Linked DNA regions of Mus musculus: regions 1 and 3 are each linked to region 2. Evidence: chromatin loops called from intact Hi-C (ENCODE). Cell type or tissue: heart. All regions are shown on one strand.

Region 1 (8,000 bases), 210 kb before region 2:
TTTTTCTTCTCATTGGGAGCTTAGCTGAGGGTACAGACACATCACTGGACGTAAAACTGAAGCTTTAAGATAAAACTGGGTACTTCCAACAGCTGCCACGGCTGGGCTCTGCCTGAGGGGGGTGCTATGGAATGTTAAGTTCAAAGGGGATGTTCAAAGGCAGTGGTCAGAAGACAAGAGAAGCTGGGTGTGTCCCCACCATATTGGTACTGCTTAATAAATAAGCTCTTAAGGACCAGGGTCCTGGTAAGATTTCATTCAAAGAAAAGGAAAGCTGGCTGGAAGCATTCGGAAACCTCTGACCAAACATTTCTATATTTAATGAGAAAAACGACGCTCAGAGGTTAATGGCTTTTGGGATGTTCTATAGTCAGTGGGTATACAAAGCAATTAGGAGTATGTACTACAGAATAGGGCAGGGCTGCATTTTATGCTATTCTTATTCCTTTGTTAGAATCCTTTGAGGGTTTGGCCAGGCTACTATGCTGTATGTATGCTGAAGAACTTATGTCTCAATGTTTGCCATGAGCAAGCGTGGTCCCCAAGGCTCCAAAGGCTCTGAAATGCCTGCACTGCTACTTTCTAGTGAGGAGAAAGAGCCGATGTGAATGGGATGGGACCTCAGACTTCAGTTTGGAGTCGCGTGGCCCCTGCAGCCTACCTTCTGCCTTGGATTGAAAGTTCTGGAGGCAGTCACCAACCCAAATGGGAAACCCCTTCTCATGGCCCACCTCTCAGCTCCAGCCTCAAGTATGGTGGGACTTTCTTATCCTCCAGGAGAGGGAACTCCATCCAGAGGGCAAAAGTGTGAGCACCATGCCTCTCCTAGAGACGAGCCAGGAGAGGGCTGGTGCCTGAGAGAAGATGTCACACCGGTGCCAGGCAGGACGCCACCAGCCGGTTACAACCTGCCTTCTGCTGTGCCTTTCCCAGGTTCTGCCCGCCTGCATTTGCTTCCTATGCTTTTAATTCTTTGAGAGAGTGGCCTTTAAAAATCAAGATACATTTAGCTAGGGCTGACTTCTTGCTGCTGCACACTAAGCAGAGACCTAACCCAGGCTGGAGCCTGGGTCTTCTGAGCAGACTTGGCTTCGTTACAAGTTAGCTTTGAAACACGGGGCTTTCCAGTAACGGCAAAGATTTCTTCTCTGGCTTTGGAGTGGATTTCAGCGCATCCTGCTTCCAAGCCCACACAGAGGTCAAGACCTGAGAGGGAGGAGCCAGAAATGAGGGTGGAGGTGGAAGGCTTTGGCTTCAGAAGTCCATAGTTTCCTCCTGGACAGGGGAGACACACAGATCTGCCGGGAGGAGGTGGATGCAGGAGAGGGTGGAGAGGTTCCCCGAGTTTGTCTTTTCTTCAGCTCCCAAGGAAGTCTGGCCAACTTCTGGAGGAGTAGGGCATGGGAAAGGGAAGGAAACCTCCTTCCTCAGCGACCCACCCCTCCCCCATAGGACTTGGCCCCTCTGTATCCTTTCTAACACCCAAAGCCCAGGCGTTGGGTCAGACAGACCTGGAATGAAGTCTGGGAACAGGCGAGAACCCAGCAAGTCACTAAACCTTCCTGATATGTCTGCTTGTAAGGCGGTACCCATGACCACTTTATGGGTGATCTGAAGCTTTTCAGAATAAGATAGGAATGTTGGCCGTTAGGATCCTAATCCTGCCAAACCCATCTGCCTCCCAGTTCTCCTGAGCTGTCATGGCCAGTGACTGTGTAGTCAGCCCGACCATCTCAAATACTCCTTTTCCTAGAGTATGGAGTTGTTCTCAGGATACCTTGGTGACCCTTAATGGGAAATTCTAGCTGCTTGCTGGCAGGCAAGGCCCCCCCCCCCCCCCCCCGCTACTTCCTCTGTTGTTTTCAGTAGGAATACTCCAGAGCTCCAGACAGGAGCAGGGGAACTGTGGCGACTGGGGAGAGCCCTTCAGGGCAGCTCAGACTTTGTTATGAAGCTCACAGAGCTTGATAATGGACTTGAGAAGGTGTCTTTGAAGTCACTAGCTAGGGCTGAGGACAACAAATGTTCCTAGTGGAAGGTCCTGGTAATTCATGGTAGGAGTTTTACAAAGATCTCACAGCTTTGTGAAGACTCTGAGGAAGACTTTACCTAGACCTGGTGAGCAGAAACAAAGCAGAAAGGGGGTTCTGATCCACTGAACAAAGTCCACAGGGAGTGAGAGGGAGCTGCCTCCTAGCTTAGTGTCAGTACTGCATGCAGTATGTCAGAGGTCTCTGGAATTCAGCTGAGATTAGAAATGTCCCCCGGGGTCTTTTACTAGCAGCTGGTGTCTCAAGGAGGAGGGGGACAGAGGTAGTGTTGGCAATGAAGACCTTATGAGGAAAGCAGGTCCCACCAGAGAAGGCTGGAGGTAGCAGGGACAGATGGAGTCCCCGCAAAGGGAGCCAAGAGGACAATTCTTGGACGTTTGGAGACTGTGAAGATGTCTTGGGGAGCAGCTGAATCAGCCAGTCCTACCAGAAATTAGAAAACTGGGATCCAGAAAGTTGAGGGACAACCTGGGGGTCACACAGTAGGTTAGCAGAGTCAGGGCAAGAGTCCACGCCATTATTTCTCTGCCCCCCAAGAAGGTCTTGCAAATTTGAAAGGGAGGCAAACCAAGCCCTTGAGGGTAGGCCTAGGCATGCAGGTGGTCAGGGAACCAAAGGAGCGCCCTGGGCTTAGCTCCAAATGGAATGGATTTGAGACCTGCAGTGCTGCTAAATGAGTTACTGCCTCTTTCTAGGCTTAGCAGCACCAAGGACTTCCCAGCAAACAGCTAGCTGAACGATGGCCCATCCAAAAATGGAGCCAGAGATCATGCTGGTGGATGCCTGGGGACAGAAGGACCAATGGTAGTGGTGGCACATGCCTTTAATCCCAGCACTCAGGAAGCAGAGGCAGACTGATCTGTGTGAGTTTGAGGCCAACTGGGTCTACAGAACAAGTTCCAGGACAGCCAGGGCTACAAACAGAAACCCTGTCTGTCTGCCTTCCTTCCTTCCTTCCTTCCTTCCTTCCTTCCTTCCTTCCTTCCTTCCTTCCTTCCTGCCTTCCTGCCTTCCTGCCTTCCTGCCTTCCTGCCTTCCTGCCTTCCTGCCTTCCTGCCTTCCTTCCTTTTCTTTTGAAAGGTTCCAAGGTTAAATAAACTAGGGAAGGGACAGGAAGAGGTGGCAGTTCCCTTGTTCTCCCTGGAAGCCTGCAGCGGTCTGAGGGGAGAGCCACTGCACTGTCAGGCAGAGGAGTCTCTGGTAGAAGTGCCAGAAGCCTCTAGTCAGGGCTCAGAGCTGCTTCTCATCCAGCAGAGGTGCATGTTAAAGACAGACAGGTTCTGCCTAGACACTGGGTGGAGGAGGTGGCCAAAGCCCCTGATGACTTCTATACACTCAGCCAGCAGGCTTTGATCATCAGGAACACTCAGGCTCTGCACCACTGAGGGTGTCCATCACAGGACATCACCCAGGGAGCCTGAAGGAGAATGTAGAGCTACCTGGAAGAAATTCTGGGGGTCAGGCTGGAAGGTAGTGCAGATGTCTAGGCCCTAAGAGGGGGCCAGCGGGCAGGGTGGGCCTGCAATAGGAGGACACACTGCCTGCGGTAGAGGCTGGTTTGCTGATTTGTTAAAACACACAAGAAGAGGTGTCTGATGGGAAGATGTGTGTACCAGCTGCTGGCACGATGTCTGAGAAGGGAATTGGCTGCTGATTGGGGGACATTATGGAAAGAAAAGACACTCAGAAGAGCCTTGTAGGACCTCCTGGGATTGAGGCTAAACAAGGAGAGACTCCTGGCTCCTGGGAGTCTTGGTGGAATCTTGACAGCCTTGCAAAGTCAAGTAAGTCACATAAGCTTGGCTTTTAAAGATGCATTTCCAGGATCAGCCAGCAGGGGGTGTGGGGGACTGCACACAGACCATTAATTCCACAGGCCAAAATACCCTGGCCCAGGACCACAGGGTCTTCCTAAAGATGCTCAGTGAATTACGATGGACCCATAAGCAAAAGAACCCTGCTGACAGAACTCTCCCTCTACTGTTAATGTTGGTGAGAGCCAGGGGCATGGATGGACCTCAGAACAGACTGCTTCATGTTAGCAGTGAGATGAGTTCTGGGACAGGAGCCTAGAACGTACATAGATGGAGTGTCAAGGATGGAGGCCTTGGGCTGGTTGCTGTCTACAACCGTGGTAATGTTAGAGTCCATATGAGGGAAGGTTCTTCTCAAAGATGAAGGGTTAAGGTAAGGATGACGGGACCTAACTGACCATGTGCTAAGCACCAAGTTCTCTATGCACATTCTGTCTCGCAAGCCTCACAGGCTCTCTGTTTTACAGATTACGGGGAACAGGAAATCTGCCCACAGCCATATATCTAACAATGGAAGGTAGAAGATGGGTCTGCTTAGCTCCAAACACAATGCTTTTTCTATTCAGTCCAGGTGTGTTTATGTGCGCATAATACCGTGACTGCTGAAGAAAGTATCACCTGTTGGGTTCCCAGTCTAAATGAGATGTGCCCAGCTTACATCAGGCATGTGGCCAATTTGTTAAGGTGGTATGATCTGCTCTCTTCTCTGCTGGAAATGGGATTTGCACCACAAAAGACACACTGCTAGATGCTTTAGGCAACCAAACAGTGCCAGGTGAGGGCAGGGTGAGCAGCAACCCTAGCAGTTCGGGATGTTTATTCTCCCCAGTGCCTGACGTCTTGGCCCCTGGGCTGTGACGGAGAAGGGTTGTCTAGATAGCTTGCGAAGGGTACCTGAAAACAGTTGTTTGCAAGAGAAGAGAAAGAATCCGTTTGCTGAGTCGAAAAGCAGCCAAAGACATGCATGAGACCACGGAGCCTTGGGGTCGACAGTTCCCCCAAAGGAGAGGCTTTGCTGAACCAGAAGTGTAGGGTGGAGAAGGAAAGGCAGACTGGCATATGGCAGGCCAGGAGATGGTGAGGGGCTGCCAGGAGTGGGATTTGGAAGCAGAGAGGCTCAATCCTACACTCCAAGGGGCAACTGTTGTCTACTGAGGAGCTTGGGCAAGATAGAGGGAATATGGTTCATGGCACTGGACAAAGCAAAGGGAAGTGGAGGCTTCTCTTGGACACAGGAGGCCGCCTGACCCACTGCCACCAGAGAGCAAGCGAGGTGGTTTTCAATGTGTATGACCTGTGAGCTGACTTTAGAGGCCTGGACCCTGGCACTGTCAAGTAGGCAGTTCTCCACCCACTTCCCAGGTGCTCCCGAATGTTAGCTGAGTCTCATCCTGAGTCCATCGGTATTGGGGGACAGGGGACTGGAGAACATAGAGCTTGAAACAAGAAACTTGGGGGAGACTTTGCAGCAGAAGGACCAGGCATTAGCATCTGGCATAGCAAAGAGAGAGCTGGCCACACCCTGCTGTGTGTAACGCCCAGAAAGAGAGAAGGTTTCTCTAGGGAGCCAGGGCACAGTGCCAGACTGCAGGCAGACACACCCTTGCCACGCTGACTCAGGCATCCTGGGGAGAGAGAAACACGCCCAAGTTTGGGGCAAGGCTGACGTCTGTTTCAGGCAGAGACTGCCCATTTGGAACAAAGAGGATTTGCATTTGAGGCAAAATGTCTGAAAAAGCTGCTGTTTGGGGGTGTGGGAGGGGCAAGGACTGGGAAAGCTGTTTAGGCAAGAAGAAACAGCTGCTATCCCACTCGCACAGCATCCACCAACGTCAGAGCCTCACTGCTGGCTGCTGAGCAAAGCTGGCTGCTGGGGGCAACTGTGGCTGGAGCTATCAAGGCCTTGCCACAGGGGTGGCCATGGACCCCGAGATCCTGGTGCCTGCACAGCCCTTGGGGTACAGCCCCTCACTCACATGTGCTGGCTGCTCTCCCAAAGCCTCTGAGACAATGGAAGGAAGATCAGCAAGATTCAGATTACCCTGGCAGCCCTACTCTGACGATCAGCCTGTCTCAGGGGAAGTTGGCTGTGTGGCCATTCATGGAAGGTCACACTTAAAGAGTGGTGGCTGGGAACTACCCTGGGGTAAGATTCGTCCCTGCCAGACTGACCATGAGTAGCACCCACTCTGACACCGTCTGGAGTGGCTTTGATCCTTGGGGTCCCCCTGCACTGCACACTGGGCCTAGCCTGGGGACTTGGAGGCAGGAAGGGTAGGTTGGTTCCAAACTAAGACTGTTTCTCGTTACAGCCCCCAACAGCATCTGAGTCTTTCAGGGGTGTCACTCCTGTCATCCCAGCAGGGACAGTGTGACACAGCAGTGTGTAGGAAGAGGTTTTGAGCCTGAGGAAACTCACACTCTCTTTAACCCCATGAGAGCTTGCTCTCTTCTCTCCTAGGAGGAAACATCTTCCTACAAACACAACACTGGGCAGTCTGAGGAGCAATGCCTGGAAGATGAACATTCAGGAGAGGACCGGATCTTTCCCAGGGGAAGGGAAGCACAGGAGGCAGAGAGGGTGCCTGTCTCTTGCCAGAAAGTCCTCCTGCTTTACCCTCCGGCTGAAGGCCCCCTCAGGGCTCCACTTCTGGCATTATATAGGTTTGAACCTCAGTCCTTTCCTCAAAGAGGGACAAGGGCAAACACCCTAGGCTGTGACCTCTCCTTCCCCATCCTGATTTCACAGTAGCTTCCGGAATCTCAGAGTTAGGAGCAGATGGAAGGAAAATAGGAAAGCCATCCTCTCAGTCTCCCCCTTGGAAGGCTACGTCGCTGACTCGTGGGACTGTGGACTTTCTGTAACCTTACAAAAAGACCTTTATAAGGCAAGAGGCTTGGGGACGGGGAGAGGATTCCAAACCCACACAGGTTAACCAGAACCAAAGACCAGACCCCAGACATTCTGACTTCATCCCGAGTCTTGCTTCTTGTGATACCTTGTGTCTCTGGCTTGGCCTCACACTTACCTGTGGGAAGGGTCCGGCTTTTACCAGAATGCATTCTAACATGCAGAGGCGAGGGGCAGTAGTGGCAGTGCACAGTGATGGTTTGGCAGCTCAGTCATTGCATGTACACACACAGGAAAGGGAAGGCTGGATCAAGGCCCGCAGGGTGCCACCTATCCAGGCACTATCCAGGCAGGGCAAGGGGTACGTGGTGTTCCACTCCCATTCGTAACTCCAGCAGGAAGCGACATGCATTAGTAAGGGCTTTTACACGAAGCAATGTGGCATGTATCTAAACTACAGGACCCGACACCAGACTGCACAGATAGGACCAGCAGGAGAGCCATGGCACCCCAGGCCCATTCATGAGAAGGCACAGCATACAACTGAACCTTCCTGTGATGGGCCAGAGGTTAAGGGCAGTGAAGGGGGGCTGTAGTGAGCTGGGGAGGACCTCTCTGAAAGGAGGTTGGGCTTTCTGTCTGCATGGGCTCCATCCTCTTTCTCATATCAAAGATGATTTGGAGTTATGTCCTCCCTCCTGCATCTTTAAGGCTTGGGAAGGCGCTGCAGCAGGAAGAAGGCTGTCTCCAAGAAGCCCTGGGCCTGGTGTTCATTTGATTAGCCATCTGGTTGCTTTCTGGTACAGATATGGGTTGCATTTCCAATCTGGTGAGTGGCTGGTTCCTCAGCAGAGATTCCCCCACAGGGGCTCATTCCTCCCCCAGAGAAACACTCAGATTTAAGCAAATTTTATTCCTCCCAACCCAGTGATATTCAAGTGTCAGATGGAGGTGGCTCAGGTGCACATGTAGTTACATTTGCACAAACGTACACGTACACGACAGACAATGGTGTCGAGATGCTCAGGTGGTCATGAAGCCTGCACACCGGGGACACCACGGCATGCAGACACACAGGGATGCAGGGCAGAAGCGCGGGTGGAGGCAGGAGGCAGGAGGCAGGGGCAGGGGCAGGTCCAGCCCTGTTCACAGTCTGTAGCCCCAGGAGTTCTCTCTCCCTCTGGTGGGAGTGGGCTGAGGGATGGGGTCAGGGGAGTTGGTGCTGGGGAAAGGGAGCTGCAAGACAGTCTACCACAGGCGGGATGGGAACGGCAGCAGGATCTT
Region 2 (8,000 bases):
GCTGGCACGTGTTCGGAGACCATCCAGCTCTTTCCTGTGGGCCTGCAGCACCAGCTCCGTCAGACGAGTGAAGGACTGGGAAGCCAAGGAACACACGTTAGGCTAGCCTATCCACCCCTGCTTCTGGAGACCCTGCAAGTGCCCACTCGGGAGGGGTCGCCCGTCTTATCTTGGCTCCTTTCTGTTGCTTCTTCCCATCATCCCACCAGAGACAGAGGAGAAGTCCCCGGCGTTCTCACCTCTTTAATATTAAGGTTGGTGCAGGCACTTGTTTCGTAGAAGTCCATGCCGTACTCCTTAGCCAGCTGCAAGACAAGGGCATTTCTGAAAGAGAGTCAGTGAGGGAGGGGAGGCCCGTGCCTCCTAGTGTGTGCTTCTGCCATTGGACACCCTGAGCAGACTGCACGGAATGCCTCACTTCTCAGGAAACTGTGGGCTTTTTAGGACATAGGCTGGCAGAGAATGGGACAAGATATCCCACCAATACGCCCATTTCATCCAAGTCTACACACACACACACACACACACACACAGAGAGAGAGAGAGGCATGTGTGCACCCATTTCATCCAAGTCCACACAGACACAGACACACAGACACACAGGCACGCCGCACACACGCACGCACGCACACACACACACACACACACACACACAGAGAGAGACACACACACATACCACTATATCAGGACAGAAAGACAACAACATGCGGCCTATAAATGAGGAAAATGGACTGTGAGTATAACAGAGCCAGTCTAAGTGCCATGCTGTCACTCAAGAGCCGTAAAAGCTGGAACAAGTTACTATTAATTCTCTCCAAAGCCCAGCTCCATCCTTTGTTAAAGGAGAATGATGGTGTCTGCATGCAGGGTTGCAGGATGACTACACAGGGTCACACCGCTAAGAGCACTTACCACCGTGCCTCGTGTATAGAGATCGCTCAATAAAAACCGTTACTCTTGTAGGGTATGTCTCTATTTTCACATGTTAATGACCTTGTGTGTTTTTTATGCACCCCAAAAATCAATTTTATTTTAAGGACTAATGGAATGCTATTGACTGCAGAGGGAGAGGAAGACTCCTGAGGTGTTCAGGGTTAAGAGGATGGCTCTTGCCTCAGGGTATCACCCTTTCTGCTGTGTGGGAGCTTGGTCTCCCTGCATGTGTGGGACGCTTAGACCCTCTCTGCCCCCTGGCTTGGCTACCGGGGGACCCTTCATTCCCACACTTTCCAGGCGTGTGGAGTCAGGGTGTAGAAGGGACGGAGTGGGAGACGGTCCCCTGACCACAAAAGGTCCGTTGTGCACAGATGCTGTTAAAAATGTCAGCAGCTCCTTCCTCATTGTCACAGAGGAGGTCTTCTGAGCACAGCAGCACCACCCTGTTTAGGGCGCTGCGCACCTTGCCTGAGAGCGCTTACTTTCCCCCATGAGCACCCCTGAGGACCAGAAAGCAAGCTTTCTCTCTCACTCCCCAGCCTTGCATTGTGCGTGCACTCTTGGGTCCCTACTCTCAGCACAGGCCCTGCTAGTGCCATAGAAACCCTGAAGGGTGGGACTTCACCTACCTGCTGCCCCTGCTCTCTCCCCACCTGCCGTTTCTGCTCTTCATCAGCCTTATTCCCAATTAGGATCTTCTGGACTCCTTCTGGAGCGTACTAGGGACAAACAGAGGTGAGCCTAATTGAGGGCCCTTCTTCATTTCCAGATCCCAGATCGGCTCCACCGGCCTCCACCACCGCGTTCAAGACCGCGAGACAGAACAGGCTCCCATTGTACAGGAGCCCCTATCTCCTTTATCTGCAGTTTTGTTTTCCACAATTTCAATTACCACCAGTCAGCCTTGATCTAAAAAATATTAAGTGCAATATTCCAGAAACAAACAATTCATAAGTAACCTTTATTGTAGCACGGTGCAATCTTGCTATTATTGTTGTTGTTTTTTTTTTTTACCATGTCTAATTTATATATTTTTGTCACAGGTATTCAAGAATAGGGAAAACCAACTGGGCAGTGGTAGCGCACACCTTTTATCCCAGTGCTTGGGAGGCAGAAGCAGGCGGATTTCTGAGTTTGAGGCCAGCCTGGTCTACAGAGTGAGTTCCAGGACAGCCAGGGCTACACAGAGACACCTTGTCTTAAAAACAAAACAAAACAAAACAAAAAAAAAAAGACTGGGGAAACCCATCGTATGAAGGGCTTGGTACTGAGTGCTCAGCTTCCATTGTGAGTCATGGGGACCACAATACCATGGCTGACCCCCTGAGTGTCACAGGGACATCTTAGGGTAGAAGATACCACAACAGAAGCCTCTTTGGGCTGAAGGAATGGTGTCTGAACTACACTGGGCTTCATTTAGCCTTTATTTGACAGATAAGGGCTTGGGGACCCAAGGAGTCAACATGGCTTTGCCAAGGATGCACCAGGTGCACAAGCAGATCTAGAAGCCCAGACTTGCAATTCCACCTGGCCCCAAGGGTTTGGGAAGGGAGCTGCCCATGAGGTAGTCCTGGGACTAACGCCTCTCCAGGAAAGACACGGCTACAAAGCCTTGCGGGGTATACCGAATACGGGTATGGAAGTGTTGGCTTTTCCAGCCCAACTTGCCCAAAGGTCTCTATGTCAAGTCAGAAAAGGCAAGATTGTTTGACAGACCCTTAGAGCTTGCTTTTGTCCCATGGCCCTTGTTTTCTTTTTCCCTAAGCACCCTTCCTCCATCCCATCAGAGAGGCGGCGTCTCCTACCTCATCCACGTCACTGACCCACTTCATGATATGCTGATAGGAGCGCTCACTGCTAATGTCGTAGACTAAAAATATTCCCTGAGAAAGAGAGGGGGAGAGAGACACACAGATGGGAGACATACATAGAAGAAGGTACAGTCATGTAGACTGGTGTCCTTGTATGTCCGGCCCACCCCCTTCTCCCGGCCTACAGTGAGGATGCCTCAGCCATGCTTGCTTTCCCTCAGCTGCTCCCAGCTAGGAGGGCAGTGCCTGATTTGACCAGGCTCTGTGGCATGAGGTAGAGGAGGCAGAGCAGAGGCTGTGTGTGAGAGTGAAGAAGGTACGCTAAGCGGTCTGTGAATGGTTGCAGAACAAACGACTAGTGGGAAAGAACGAGGCTCCCCAGCAGGCAATCTGAGGACTCCAACTCAGAGGTCAGTGACTCAGGCATCTCGAACACCCAGTGCTGAAAGTGTGAGTAGCAGTCTCCCGGGTCTGACCCTGAAGTGGTGGCTCACCTGGGCTCGCCGATAGTACTGCTTTGTGATAGTCTGGTACCTCTCCTGCCCTGCTGTGTCCCTGCAAGAAAAAGCCAGTCTCTCAGAGAAGAGGCCATAGGGATAGAAGATGAGAAGCAGGAGCTAGGGAGTCTCTGTACCCTAAGAGGAAATACTGCAGAGTTTCAGGGTGAACACTTAGTAGTGCTCTAATCCCCAAGAGTATCCAAACACACCCTAATCTTCCAGGGGAGGCCTGGTCCTTGGCATCGGCACGGGCAGGGCCCCAGGCACTCTTCTTAGGACCTACAACCTGACAGAGCTTTAGACAGCTCTCCAGAACTCAGCCACTGTGGCCGTGATTGAGCAGATGGGAGGATCTGTCACACACCCAGTGACCAGGACATCTCGAAAGGCAATTTCCCACAGTATTCTAGGATTGGGAGGTGTCTCCATATTAAGTGAGTGGTAAGGGCTTCCAAGACCTTTAGGCCAGAGAGACACAGAGACACAGCAGCCCCTGGTGACCAATAGTGGAAATTGCACCATGTGGTTAGTACTGAGGCAATCTCAAAAACCAGTCCCAAGCTAAACCAGAGAGTGGTACTCTCAGCCTCCCTGTCTTAAGCGCAGTGGTACAGAGTACCACTAATTCTGAGATGAGCCCACAACGCTATTCTACCAATTCCTCCGACTTCCCTCCCTTTAGTGAGCTCTCCTCACTCCCATGGTTTGTTGAGATTAAGGTTCACAGAACAGATGGGGGTGTCTGATCTCGCTCTTCATAGAGGTACCCAGTTATCTCGGATGGAGCACAGGTTTACAAATGACAGGGGTACTCAGGGGCAGCTCAGAGCCCTCCCTCCATTACCCTCCTCCTCCTTGGCTCGACTCACCAAATCTGTATTCTCACTTTGATGCCGTCTACTTCGATAGTCTTCATCTTAAAGTCAACACCTGGAGAAAGCAAGCAAGTCAGGAAGGGCTCCCTCAAAGAAGGCTGGGACACTCAAAAAGCATGGAAGGGACTCCGCTTTGGTCAAATGTGACAAAGAGGTGACCAGAAGCAAGCTCCTTCACTAACATTTAAACTCTAAACAGATCCTAAAGAGGCACTTAGAGCTTTGGATGGGGAGTGTCCATTTCACTTCCCAAGCTTCCATTTCCTTGACAGTAAAAAGTGGGAACAGTCAAAACAGCCAAGGCGGTGGTGGCGCACGCCTTTAATCCCAGCACTGGGGAGGCAAAGGCGGGCAGATTTTTGAGTTCGAGGCCAGCCTGGTCTACAGAGTGAGTTCCAGGACAGCCAGAGCTACAGAGAGAGGGAAGAAAAAGTGGGAACATTACAAATTCTGATCTGGTTGCTAAGAAGCCCCTGAGAGAGACAGTGCTGGCCTGCACACTCTGCTGCAGCTATCACTGACTGAGTGCAGTGCCAGGCATGCAGCAGGTGCACCAAGACCATCAACTGATAGGGAAAGCAGGAAGGTACAGAAAACCCAGAGTTCTCTGCTTCCTCTGTCCTAGGCCCTGAAGCCCTAAACTGCCAGTCCTACCAGAACCAAGAACCCAGAGGAGAAACATTTGAGGAAATCTACAACAAGGGAAGTGAGCGCCATCTGGCAGGGTCAGGAGAGATGCCTGAATCACCATGCCTTTCCCAGCCCCAACTGTGCCCAGGCACTGTGCCCAGGGATTCAAGAGCTACTCACAGGGCATCACAATCCACGGTCTTGAGCTGGGGAACATGGGAAAGGTACTGTGTGCTATCCATCAGCAGCTGAACATCCAGTCCAGAAGGTCCCAAGGATGCCAGCGTTCCCAACCCCGTCGGCATTCTCCCTCCACATCTGGGCTTTGCCAAGCAGGAAAGCATGGTCTCTTATCTCTCCTGTCCCCAGGTTTCCACCAAAAGAGACATTAAAGTCAGCCTCTCCCCTCCCACCACCAAGAACAATCATCTTTTAATCAGAAGGGACAAGAAGCTTCGGAATGGAAGACCCAAACTAAATCAAGCCGGTCAGGCATGAATCATGCCTGCCTGAGCTGATTCATATCTACGCGGCTGTACTTTTCCAAATGGCATTCTTCGCTGTGTCAAGAGAAAGGATGATGAAGAGGAAGAGGATGAAAGGAGAGGGACACCTGGCCCTGGTGGGAGGCAGCAGCCTACTTCCTCCCTCCTTGGACAAATAGTTACAAGGAATTGGCTTCTCCTCAGAACTTGATATAGGAGGCAAGCAAGAATCAAGACATTCTTGTTTCAAAGACTGGTACCTTCGTCCAAGAAGGAAGAGGGAATTCCCCATATAATAAACCTAGCTCACACTCATAGCCTGGTCAGGAGTGCTCCTTGTTCAAAGTATTCATAGGAGAGTTTTATTGCCTCAACCCCTGAACATCCGTGAAATTTTCCACTGTGCCCTGCACAGGTCTCAGTCTCAAGGTGGACACAGCAGCAGAGACACATGGTCCCTCCCCTTACAGGGGACAGTAGGAAGGAAGGGCTCAGATGCAAATAACCTGCCTGAGGTTAGCACAGTGTGGATCAGAGTTTCAAACAAGGGCTTGCTTAATGCTGGAATGCATGCCCCCACCCCTGTACCGATTGGGGTGGGGGGAATGAGTGTGTGAGGGGAGAGTTGTTTGTTAGCATGTTAACCCCTCATGGAAGTGGTTAATATTATCAACTGAACAGGAATCTGGAATCACAAGCTTTTTGGACTGAGAGGGAGTCTCTAGATTGTATCAACTGAGGTGGGAAGATTCACCCTAAATGTGTGGGGGGTGCTATTTCAAGATATGGGGGTCCTAAGCTGAGTAAAAGCGAGAAGGCAAGCAGGGCTGGAGCATTTAGTTCCTCCTGTTTCCTTCCTCACTGCAGATGCAATGTGATAGCTCCCTCAAGCTTCTGCCATGGCCCTCAGACTGTGGGCTAAAGTAAACTCCACCTTCCTTAAGTCACTTTAGTCTGACATTTTATCACACGGACCAAAATAAATAAATAAATAAATAAATAAATAAATAAACCAAAAGAGAAGTCTTCACTGTTTGTTTTCCTGTGGGTCCTGTGCTGAGAGGAGGAGCTGCCAATCCTCAGGAGACCTTCCCCGTGAGAGGATGCTGTTAGAAGGGGTAGAAGGGATAAGCAGATGTGGAAGTCACAGACTCCATTGATGCTGGAGTCAATCATTCCTGTTTGGTCTTCCCTCACTTGGACCTGCATGGACAGGAGTCAAGACTGGCCAATTCTGAGATTCCAGCAACCTCCACTTTTACAGGCTATACTGCAATCTAGCCACTCCAAGTTTGTTTTAACATGTCTTAGGAGAGCAGGGCCAAATGGAGTGAGCAGGGCTGACCGGAGTCAACTGGACTGGAGCGAGTGAGGCAGTCTCAATTCCCCACTAATAATGGCTCACAACCATCTGTACAGCTACAGTGTACTCATATACATAAAATAAATAAATAAATCTTTAAAAATAGTCTGAGGAATAAAGGCCTTCCTCTTAGCTTATTCATATTTATTAATGTATGAAGGAAGGAATGGGCTTTATCTTCTGAAGGATTGCCCCCATCTTTTTCTTTAAACATAAAAGCTGTAATCGCCCAAGGATATCCATGTTCTCCTCCTCTATGTCCCCTCCTCCCCTGAGCTTTCCATTCTATCCATCCTACCAATGGGACCCTGGTCAGCAGTACCATGTGCTGACCCAAGACCTTGCTCTATGCTTCATGGCTGTTGGGTTTGTTTTTGTTTGTTTGTTTGTTTGTTTGTTTGTTTTCTGTTGCAAGACACAATCAAAATACTAGCCTGATCGAGTCCGCTGTAGACTCAAGCTGTCCCCACCTCAGGCTATTGGCTGCTCAGCAAGCTAATCATTCAAATGTGTTCACCTGTCACAGTTTCACAGGACTGTCCCTTAGCCCCTGTGTGCCCTCTCCTCAAGCCAGCCAGCAACAGAGTGAGTTTCCACAGCATCTCCTCTCAGGCCCACTACCTCTCTTTCTTCCTCACAGAAGAGTCTTCTCCCCTACTGGAATCCGTCTCCCAGCAGTCCTCCCTGCTGCTCATCCTAACCCGAAGCGCTCCTCCCTGTTGCCGCTTTTGCCTCTCCTAGGAAAGAGAGAGAGTCTCCATCTACCTCCACCCCAGGGTTTGCTCACGCCTTGCCTCTCTAAGGCAGAATTAAGATGCACACAGATTCAGATTCAGGAGGTGTGAACTCAAGCCTGAGGAGTTATATCTTGCTTCGGGGTCCGTGGATCGGACCTCAGTCCGTGAGTTCTCAGGACAATAGTTTCCAAAGGGCATCCCCAGACTTGCAGCCTTATAGCATCATCTCAGACTTAGAAAGGCGAGTGCCTGAATCCTACTTCAGCCTTGGAGACTCAGAACCCCAGCGATGCAGGGCCAGCAGACTGTTTCAACAAGCTCCCAGGAGAGTCCCACATATCTTAAGTTTGCCAGCCACGTGGTGCAAAAGCTTTGCACCTGAACTGTCAAGACAGGCGGCGTGGGCAGTCTCTTTCAGAGTGTACTTTGCAAAACCTTGGCTAAATTTAGAATTACCCGGGAGGATTTTTTTTTCTTTTTTTCTTTTCATTTTAAGGCAGCCACCTTAAAACATAAATAATAAAAATTAAGGAAAAGAAAGAAAAAGGAATCTAGCTGCCTTAACTTGCCTAAATCCACTAAGTCATACTTTGAGTAAGACTCAGAAACTGTACTTTAACAGACTGTGTAAAGCAGTGGTCCTCAGCCTCTCTAATGCTACAA
Region 3 (8,000 bases), 310 kb before region 2:
TAAACACTAACTTAAATCTTTGAATGTATATGGACACTAGCTTCCAGACTGCTTGCTATGTATGAGGGCCTCAAGTTACAGAAGAATAAAAACATAAAACCAAAATAATAATAATAATAATAAAGAAAGAATGTGAGTGTGGTGGTATGGCACACAGATCAGCATATTCAAAACACTGACTTGTAAACATTAAAAAGATGGCCAGGCAGTGGTGGTGCATGCCTTTAATCCCAGCACTTGGGAGGCAGAGGCAAGTGGATTTCTGAGTTCGAGGCCAGCCTGGTCTACAAAGTGAGTTCCAGGACAGCCAGGGCTACATAGAGAAACCCTGTCTCGAAAATAAACAAAAAAACAAAACAAAACAAAAAAACCCCAAACATTAAAATGATGAATTTATGTTATATGAATTGTCTCCTAGTTAAGGAGAGAAAGAAAAGGCACTGCCTTATGTTTGTATATGCTGGGTGAGTCAGTGACTCATCTCTGGAGAAGAGAGCAAATCAGGGCTCTGGATCCACTCCCAGCCGTTCTGGATTTTCCTGCTAGCTCTGGTTCATGAGAAAAGTTTTCCTCTGAAGGTTGCAGTGTTGGCACCTGGTGTGAGAAAAGGGCGTGGCTGTGCTTTACCGGTGATGCTGTAAGGGCTGCCAGCATCCCCTGGATTTGATCCATCACTGACACTTTTATTAACCTTTGGAGAGGAAGTCAGAAGTGGAAATGGCCTCCCCCACTCCTGAAAATGACTTCAGACTAACAAAAAGCCTTTACTTGACTTCAGGCCAAATGCGTCATTTTAATCAACAGGCAAGTGAGTGTGTGAGCACGTGTGTGTGTGTGTGTGTGTGTGTGTGTGTGTGTGAGAGAGAGAGAGAGAGAGAGAGAGAGAGAGAGAGAGAAGCATCAAAAGACCCAGTTGAAATTGTCATTTACTTTGTTGGCAACACATGGACACATATTTACCTAAGAGGTGAAAGGAAACATGCTGGTTCATCTTTGCTCTAAAGCAACTAAGTGCATCCAACAGAATGGCTGGGTACAGTTTACAGTTCCAGGCCTAGAAGCATGGATGTAAGAACCGGGGTCAGATGCTCTCATGTGGACATATTCAGAGGACCTTGTTCTGTTGGTCAAAGAAAGGACATTTGTAGGGCTTGTCTATTTGGATGTTTCTGTTCTGAGGAAAGTTGGAAAGGAGAGATCTTTGGCATGGACCCTTTATGAGAAGCAGAGAAATAATGAGAAAATCCGGACAGGGTCCTTCAAGGTGGTTCAGGGAATAAAGGCACCTGCCTCCAAGACTGAGTTCCACCCTTAAACCCACACGGTGGAAGGAAAAATTGTCCTCTGGTGTCCACGTGAATCTGTGTGTGTGTGTGTGTGTGTGTGTGTGTGTATGTCTTTGTGTGTGTGTGTGTGTGTATCAGTGTATATTTGTTTATGTGTCCATATGAGTGTGTGTGTATTTGTGTGTTTGTATCTGAGTGCTTGTGTGTGAGCGTTTGTATGTAAAAATTTTATAAGTGTGTTGTCTTTGTGTGTGTGTATGTGAGTATGTTTGTATATGTGTCTGTGTGAATGCTTGTGTGTATGTATGTGTGCGAGTGTTTGTGTGTTTATGTGTTATCTGTGTGAGTGCTTGCATGTGTCTATGTGGGTGCTTGTGTGTGTTTATATGTGTGTGTCTGTATGAGTGCTTGTATGTGTGTGTTTGTGTTTATGTGTGTGTGTGTGAGTGTGTGAATGAGTGTGAGTGTGAGTGATGATTTGAGAGAGGTTCTCGTTATGTAACCCAGGATGACCTCAGACTCCCCTGTCTTCCCCTGCAGCAGTCTCCCAATTGCTGGGGGTAAGAGATGCTTAGGATCTACAAATACACATTTGGGATTCCAAGCAGAAAGGATGCTTGGGAGTGTGCCCACATCCTCTGGTTATTACAAAAACCCAGAGGTCTGGGGAGAAAAAGCAAACCACCCGCCTTGTCTGCAGGCACAATGTGGGTGTCCTCTTTCCCACAGCATGTAGACATTTTTCTTATGCCCCTTCTGTAGATGAAGAAACCAAGCCCAGCATGGGCAACTTGTTCCAAATCACACGCTTATTAAGTCACAGAGCCAGGGTTTAAAGCCTGGCCTGATGGATTTCAGATCTCAAGATTTCTGGATTTCTAGACATTTTCCTTTTTCAGTCAACTGTACTTTCCCCCAGGATTCCCTCGTGAAATGAAAATCCACATTACAACCTAGATAGCAGCAAAAAGAAAGGACCTACAGCATGGCTGGGAATGCCAGCAACAGAGATACCCAGAGCCCAGAGCCTAGGGGACCGGGAGGGCACAGGTTCCAGCAGCTGTTGGGCTTTTCAGGAACTGTTTGTGGGGAGATAACTCTGCACAGGTATGGAGACCAACATCCTAGGCAGGGCACATAGACAAGTTTCCCTCAGCCATCTTGGAGGGAGGGAAGGGGTTAAAGCTTTGCAGACAGAGAGCAGGAAGGAGGTTAGTGAGCTACAGTCTGCTGTTACAGCCAAGGAAACTGAGGTCCAACAGAACAAGTGAAATCAAGCCGACAAGCACAAGGTGGCATCCGGACTGCCAGGGCATTGTGCAAATGGGTTCTTTTTTCAATCAGCAAGCCAAGTATCTCAAAAGAGATAATCTAACTGGCCCATCCTCTTTGGAGCAAGGACCGCAGACCCAGCTCTGTTAAGTGCACCACAGGCTATAGTAACCGTGTAGATGAGAGGTGTTCTGGTAGCTTTTGTAGGATGCATGAATGATGTGTGTTTGTTCCCCAGGCTTGCCCTGGTATAAAGGTGCTGGGGATCAGAGAGCCTGGAGAGATGGAGAGATAGCTCCCGGGGTTGAGAGAACCTGTTGTTCTTGCAGAGAACTAGGACTCATTTCCCAGCACCTACACTGTAACTCAAACCGTCCTTAGCTCTGGTTCCAGGAATCCGATGCTGGCTTCTGACCTCTATGGACACTGCATACGCATGGTAAACATGCAAAAACCTCAAACACTTAAAAAACAAACAAACAAACTCTGGGGTTCGGGTTAAGATGAGTGCTTCCGGCCGGGTGGTGGTTCATGTCTTTAATCCCAGCACTCAGAGGCAGGGTATCTCTGAGTTTGAGGCCAGCCTGGTCTACAGAGTGACTTCCGGGACAGCCAGAGCTACATAGAGAAACCCTCTCTTGACTCTCTTGAGGTGGGGATGGGAATGAGGGCTGGGGAGCAGGAAGGTGTGAGGGGTGGAGGTGGGGAGTGAGCTGTCCCCGTCTGGTTATCGGTTTACCCTGATATGCTCTTAATCTTGGTCCGGATAACCTGCTTCCAGCCCGCCTCTCTTTCGGGAGCTAAATGATGCTCTCTTTAGATTGAGGGTTTTAAATTCTTGTTTCTGTAAGGATTTCCGAGCACGTATTTAGCTCCCCCGCTTCTTTCTTCATGTCCTCTAGGGGGCAGAAGTGAGCCGCTTGTCCATTCTTTGGGACTGATCCTTCAGACTTCTCCAAACTTTTATAAGAAAGCAAATGCCCAGGGGGCGACCAGAAAGGCAGATAGTGAGTATGCTTTCTCTTTAGATTGAAATATGATCTCGGGCCAGCAAGATGGCTCAGAGGGTAAAGGCTCCTGCTGCCAAGCCTGACTAACCTGGGCTTGTTGGCACGAGCGTGCCGCACTCCCCTCTCCACAAGATTAATAAATAAAGTATGTAAAAATTAAAACAGTATGATCTAGGGCCTATGATCTGGGGCCTGGTGTGATGTGGTGGCACAAGCCTTTAATTCCAGTCCTTAGGAGGTAAAGGTAGACAGATCTCTGTGAATTTGAGGCCAACTTGATGTACATAGTAGTTCTGGGCCAGCCAGAGCTACATAGTGACCAAGTGAGATCCTGTCTCAAAAAAATAAAAAAAAGGAGAGTTGAATGGTGGCAGTGCTTGCCTTTAATCACAAGGCTCAGGAGACAGAGGCAAATGTAGCTCTATGAGTTCCAGGTCTTCAGCAAAAGTCCCAGGACAGCCAAAGAAGGTTATACAGAGAAACCCCGTCTCAAAAACCCAAAATTACCAAAACATCACCACCACTATCATCATCATCAAGAGAAACATTCTTTGAGAGAAAATATTGGTAGGAACTGAGGCTCCAAATTCAGTCTCCAGTCTCAAACAAGTGTTGGGAGAAAGTTTTCTGCTTTTGTTGTCCCAGCAGGCTACATGAGACCCTGTCTCAAAGCAAAGAAGAAAGAAGAAGAAGAAGAAGAAGAAGAAGAAGAAGAAGAAGAAGAAGAAGAAGAAGAAGAAGAAGAAGAAGAAGAAGAAGAAGGTGGAGGAGGAGGAGGAGGAAGAGGAGGAAGAGAGGAGGAGGAGGAGAAAGAAAGAAAAAAGGAAAAAGAAAGAAAGGAAAGAAGAGAAAAGAAAAGGAAAAGAAAGGAAAGGGAAGAAAAGGGAAGAAAAAAACTTGAACATGACCTAAGGCAGTGGTTCTCAAACTGTAGGTTGGGCCCCCTTTGTAGGGTGTCAAAAGACCCTTTAAGCTGGATTCCTAGCATCCAATAAAACTGAGTGACCTTCTGCTTATCAGATATCTACATTATAATTTGTAACTAGCAAAATTACAGTTATGAAGTAGCAACAAAAATTATCTTATGGTTGGAGGTCACCACCATCTGAGGAACTGTGTTAAAGGGTTGCAGCATTAGGACACGGTTGAAAACCACTAGTCTAAGGTCTCTCTGTCAAGAAGTCAATAACCCTGAGAAAAAGTTCTCCCATTGAGGGAGCCAGGATCCCTAAGCTAAATTCTCTACACTTTGCCACTTCTCCCCCCACCCCACCCCCACCCCCACCTCTGCCCCACCCTTGGAGACCAAGTTGCCTCTCTGGTAGAAAGCCAGGGATACCCGTCCCTGGAGTGTAGCCTTCTGACAGGCTTACAGTAGATGGAGCAGGCCTTGAAGTCCCTGGATATTGGGGACACAGACACCACGATGACTGACGGTGAAGAATGAGGAGAGAAACGGATGAGAGGGTAGCCTTGAAGCTCAGCGGAAGTGGTAGTGTACATGAATTTCATTCCTTAAGGACTAAGCTTCTGGGGTGGATGGAGTCAGGGGTGAGGGGGCAGGTGTCAACACTGATCTGAAGGCAGAGTTTTTGTGTTCCCAGAGGCGAAGAGAAAAGCCTCCAGAAGAAAAGAAAATGTAGGGCTAGGCATATGTCTTAGCTGTGCTCACAAAGCCCTGAGCCGGATTCCCAGCATCCTATAAAACTGGATGTGATGTAAATGACTAAAATACCAGCACTCAGGAGTGGAAGCTAGGGGGATTACAAGTTCAAAGTCATCTTCTGCAATATAATGAATTGAAAGCCACCTGGGGCATATGAGGCCCTGTCTCAGGAAAGAGGAGGAGGAGGAGGAGGAGGAGGAGGAGGAGGAGGAGGAGGAGGAGGAGGAGGAGGAAGAGGAGGAGGAAAGGAGAAGGAAAGGAGGAGGAGGAGGAGGAGGAGGAGGAGGAAAGGAGAAGGAAAGGAGGAGGAGGAGGAGGAGGAGGAGGAGGAAAAGAGAAGGAAAGGAGGAGGAGGAAGAGGAGGAGGAGGAGGAGGAGGAAAGGAGGAGGAGGAGAAGGAAAGGAGGAGTAGGACCTGCAGGATTGAATGTTAACTCCACAGAGCTATACTCTGTGGGGCCTGTCATCTTACAAATAGGTCTAGGCAGGCCTTGCGGGAGGCTGCTACTGTCCCAGGACTTGTCCATATAAAGCAATTGGCAGAGAAGGCTGAGTGGATAAAGAGGAGGAAGTTGGGTAGTTAAGGAAGTGTGTTTAAAATCTTAGCATAAAGAGCCCCATAACCCATGATTTCATTTACATTCCATTCTGGAAAAAGCAAAGCGACCAAGTCAGAAGTCAGATCAGAGGCCTTTGGGTTGGGTGGCCACGGGGATTCAAACCACCCAAAAGGGGTGCCGCTTGGGGTGATGGAACTATTTCAGATGTTAATTGAGGTGATGGTTATCCAAGTGCGCACACTTGTCAAAACACATTCAAGCGTGCACTTTGAAAGGGCTTTGCTGTATGTAAATTATAGCTCATAAACTCGACTTAAAGTAAACCTGCAGAAGTTGCCAAACATCAAGGGCCAGAGCTAAGCTGGTTCTAAAGCGAGGAAGCTCTTCAGTCTCTAGAATGGATGCAAACCTCACACATGCACGTTTGTGTCAACCGTAAGTGGGATTGATGATGCAAGTACATTTGCTTAATCCATTACCATGAGTAAAATATATTTTACCATATTCACATGCGCATGCGCGCACGCACACACACACACACACACACACACACACACACACACACACACACAAACGTTTGGTTTTTTTTGGTTTTTTTTTTTGAGACAAGGTCATATGTAGTCCAGACCAGCCTCCACCTCACTGCACAGGTGACGGTGACCTTGAACTCCTAATCCTCCCGCCTTCACCTCCTAAGTGAGGGTGTGTCCCTACATACCTGGTCTTTATCCAGTTTAAACTTGGCAATTACAGAGAACCAGTATCTTGACTGTAAATCGGTTGAAGAGTCCTGCTTTGCTGGACGGATAATTAAGCCTCTGCCTCTGCAGGGACTATTACTTCCTCTCTGTCTTTCCTCTCTGGTCGCCCTTCCTGGGTTTATCTGGGCAGTGGAGGAGGTGGCAGGTTTGGGTGCTGGCCCCTGTGCTCTCCTCAAGACCTGAGTGCCATCTGTGAAATGACCTTACACCTTACGAGGTGCCGGGTGGCTGGCATGGCTCCTCCGTCCTGTGTTAGTTCTGTGAACCGAACCTGGTTGAGCTCCTGCTCACTTTCCATCCATTCCCCTCCCGCTTGAGCGATTCACAGGTCCCAGCTCTTCACTCACGTCCTCTGCATTCCTGGGGACGATCGATCGAGGACTTTCTCCTGGGCCACACTTGAACCCGGGGAAACTTGGGTTGGGGGTCAGGGACTTTAATATTCCTCTCCAAGACTGGTCACACCATTTAACTGCCTCCCTCGGTGCAGCCACTCCAGGGGCACAAAGACTCACCCACAAGGGCAATGGCTGTTCTATTGGAGGAGCATGGCACAAATAGCTTTTGCCTTTAGTGCTATTGACCTCTGGAGGTTTCTGTTCTCTCTACTCCAGGTTTTATCTCCGGCTGATCGGATGTGTCTTATCGATACACAGCTCCTTCCCAGCCCCAGGGACATCTGTTTATCTACATCTGTTTATCATCTGCCTTCCGGTGTCTTCCTCTGTTATTTTGCCCAGCACCGCAGCCCAGGGACAGTGAGAAGACATAGCTTACTGATGATGAATGAAACTCTCCAAGTCTTTCCCCTACCTAGAGCTTTAGAATGATAACTGGGAATGGTGGCACATGCTTCTAATCCCTGCACTTGGTGGGTGAGTTCGAAGCCACCCTAGTCTACAAAGTGAGTTGTAGGACAGCCAGGGCTACATAAAAAGCAAGACAGAATAGCAAACAAAAACACTAGGGGGGTTGGGGGGAGGAATGAGATAACCCTTCCCAAGATGGTGCTTCAGTTGCCTCTGCCTCCCAAGTGCTGGGATTAAAGGCATGTGCCACCATGCCCGGCCCATTCAGTTGGCCTCTTAATGGGTAGGTTTATCATAGTTCTTGGTTTCCAACCTGGTGGAAGTCTTATCCCTTTAGTTAACAAATCTCACCCCACTTTCTCTCCCCCGAGCCTGTTCCTCCTCAATGTTTCAAATCCACCCAAACCATCTAAGCCAAAAGCTGGGAGCCCTAAGTGGGAGGTGCATGCTTACAAATTTAGGTTTGAGGCAATCCTGAACTGCTTAATAAGTTCAGGATTAGCCTCGGTAAGACCTGTTTCAAAACAAAATAAAATACCACCTAAAAAGGAAGTTGAGACTCTTTGTGGGCCCCTTAGTCTTCGCCTTCCACCCTATCTATCCCTGGTTATTTCTTCTTACACCATGACTTCTTAG

Evidence for each region. Hi-C counts contacts between places; a loop is a spot of excess contacts. Peaks named below come from ENCODE experiments on the same cell type or tissue, not always from the same donor. Only the 100,000 strongest peaks of a DNase experiment are listed, where the experiment ranks them.
Region 1: a loop joins it to region 2, with 7 times the contacts of the local background. A loop is called at or near these places in 3 of 42 quality-filtered maps.
Region 3: a loop joins it to region 2, with 4 times the contacts of the local background. A loop is called at or near these places in 6 of 42 quality-filtered maps.

Annotation. Positions count from the first base shown.
Region 1 is chr12:76,588,521-76,596,520 of GRCm38, forward strand. All of the region lies in intron 32 of Sptb (spectrin beta, erythrocytic), which reads right to left. Among named protein-coding and RNA genes, the nearest start is that of AI463170, 45 kb to the left of the region's middle. In heart, CTCF peaks have their summits at 2,013 and 3,895 (motif pointing right); DNase peaks (open chromatin) are centred at 1,271, 5,501 and 7,961; H3K27ac peaks cover 2,364 bases.
Region 2 is chr12:76,800,327-76,808,326 of GRCm38, forward strand. Rab15 (RAB15, member RAS oncogene family) reads right to left here. Exons shown (of 7, transcript NM_134050.5): 2 at 4,117-4,177; 3 at 3,242-3,302; 4 at 2,742-2,819; 5 at 1,566-1,655; 6 at 240-305; 7 at 1-75. Among named protein-coding and RNA genes, the nearest start is that of Gpx2, 8.8 kb to the left of the region's middle. In heart, a CTCF peak has its summit at 3,746; no DNase peak of the experiment used is centred here; H3K27ac peaks cover 877 bases; H3K27me3 peaks cover 1,088 bases.
Region 3 is chr12:76,493,029-76,501,028 of GRCm38, forward strand. No RefSeq gene overlaps it. Among named protein-coding and RNA genes, the nearest start is that of Gm40445, 26 kb to the right of the region's middle. In heart, no CTCF peak of the experiment used is centred here; DNase peaks (open chromatin) are centred at 623 and 3,553; H3K4me3 peaks cover 377 bases; H3K27ac peaks cover 471 bases; H3K27me3 peaks cover 274 bases.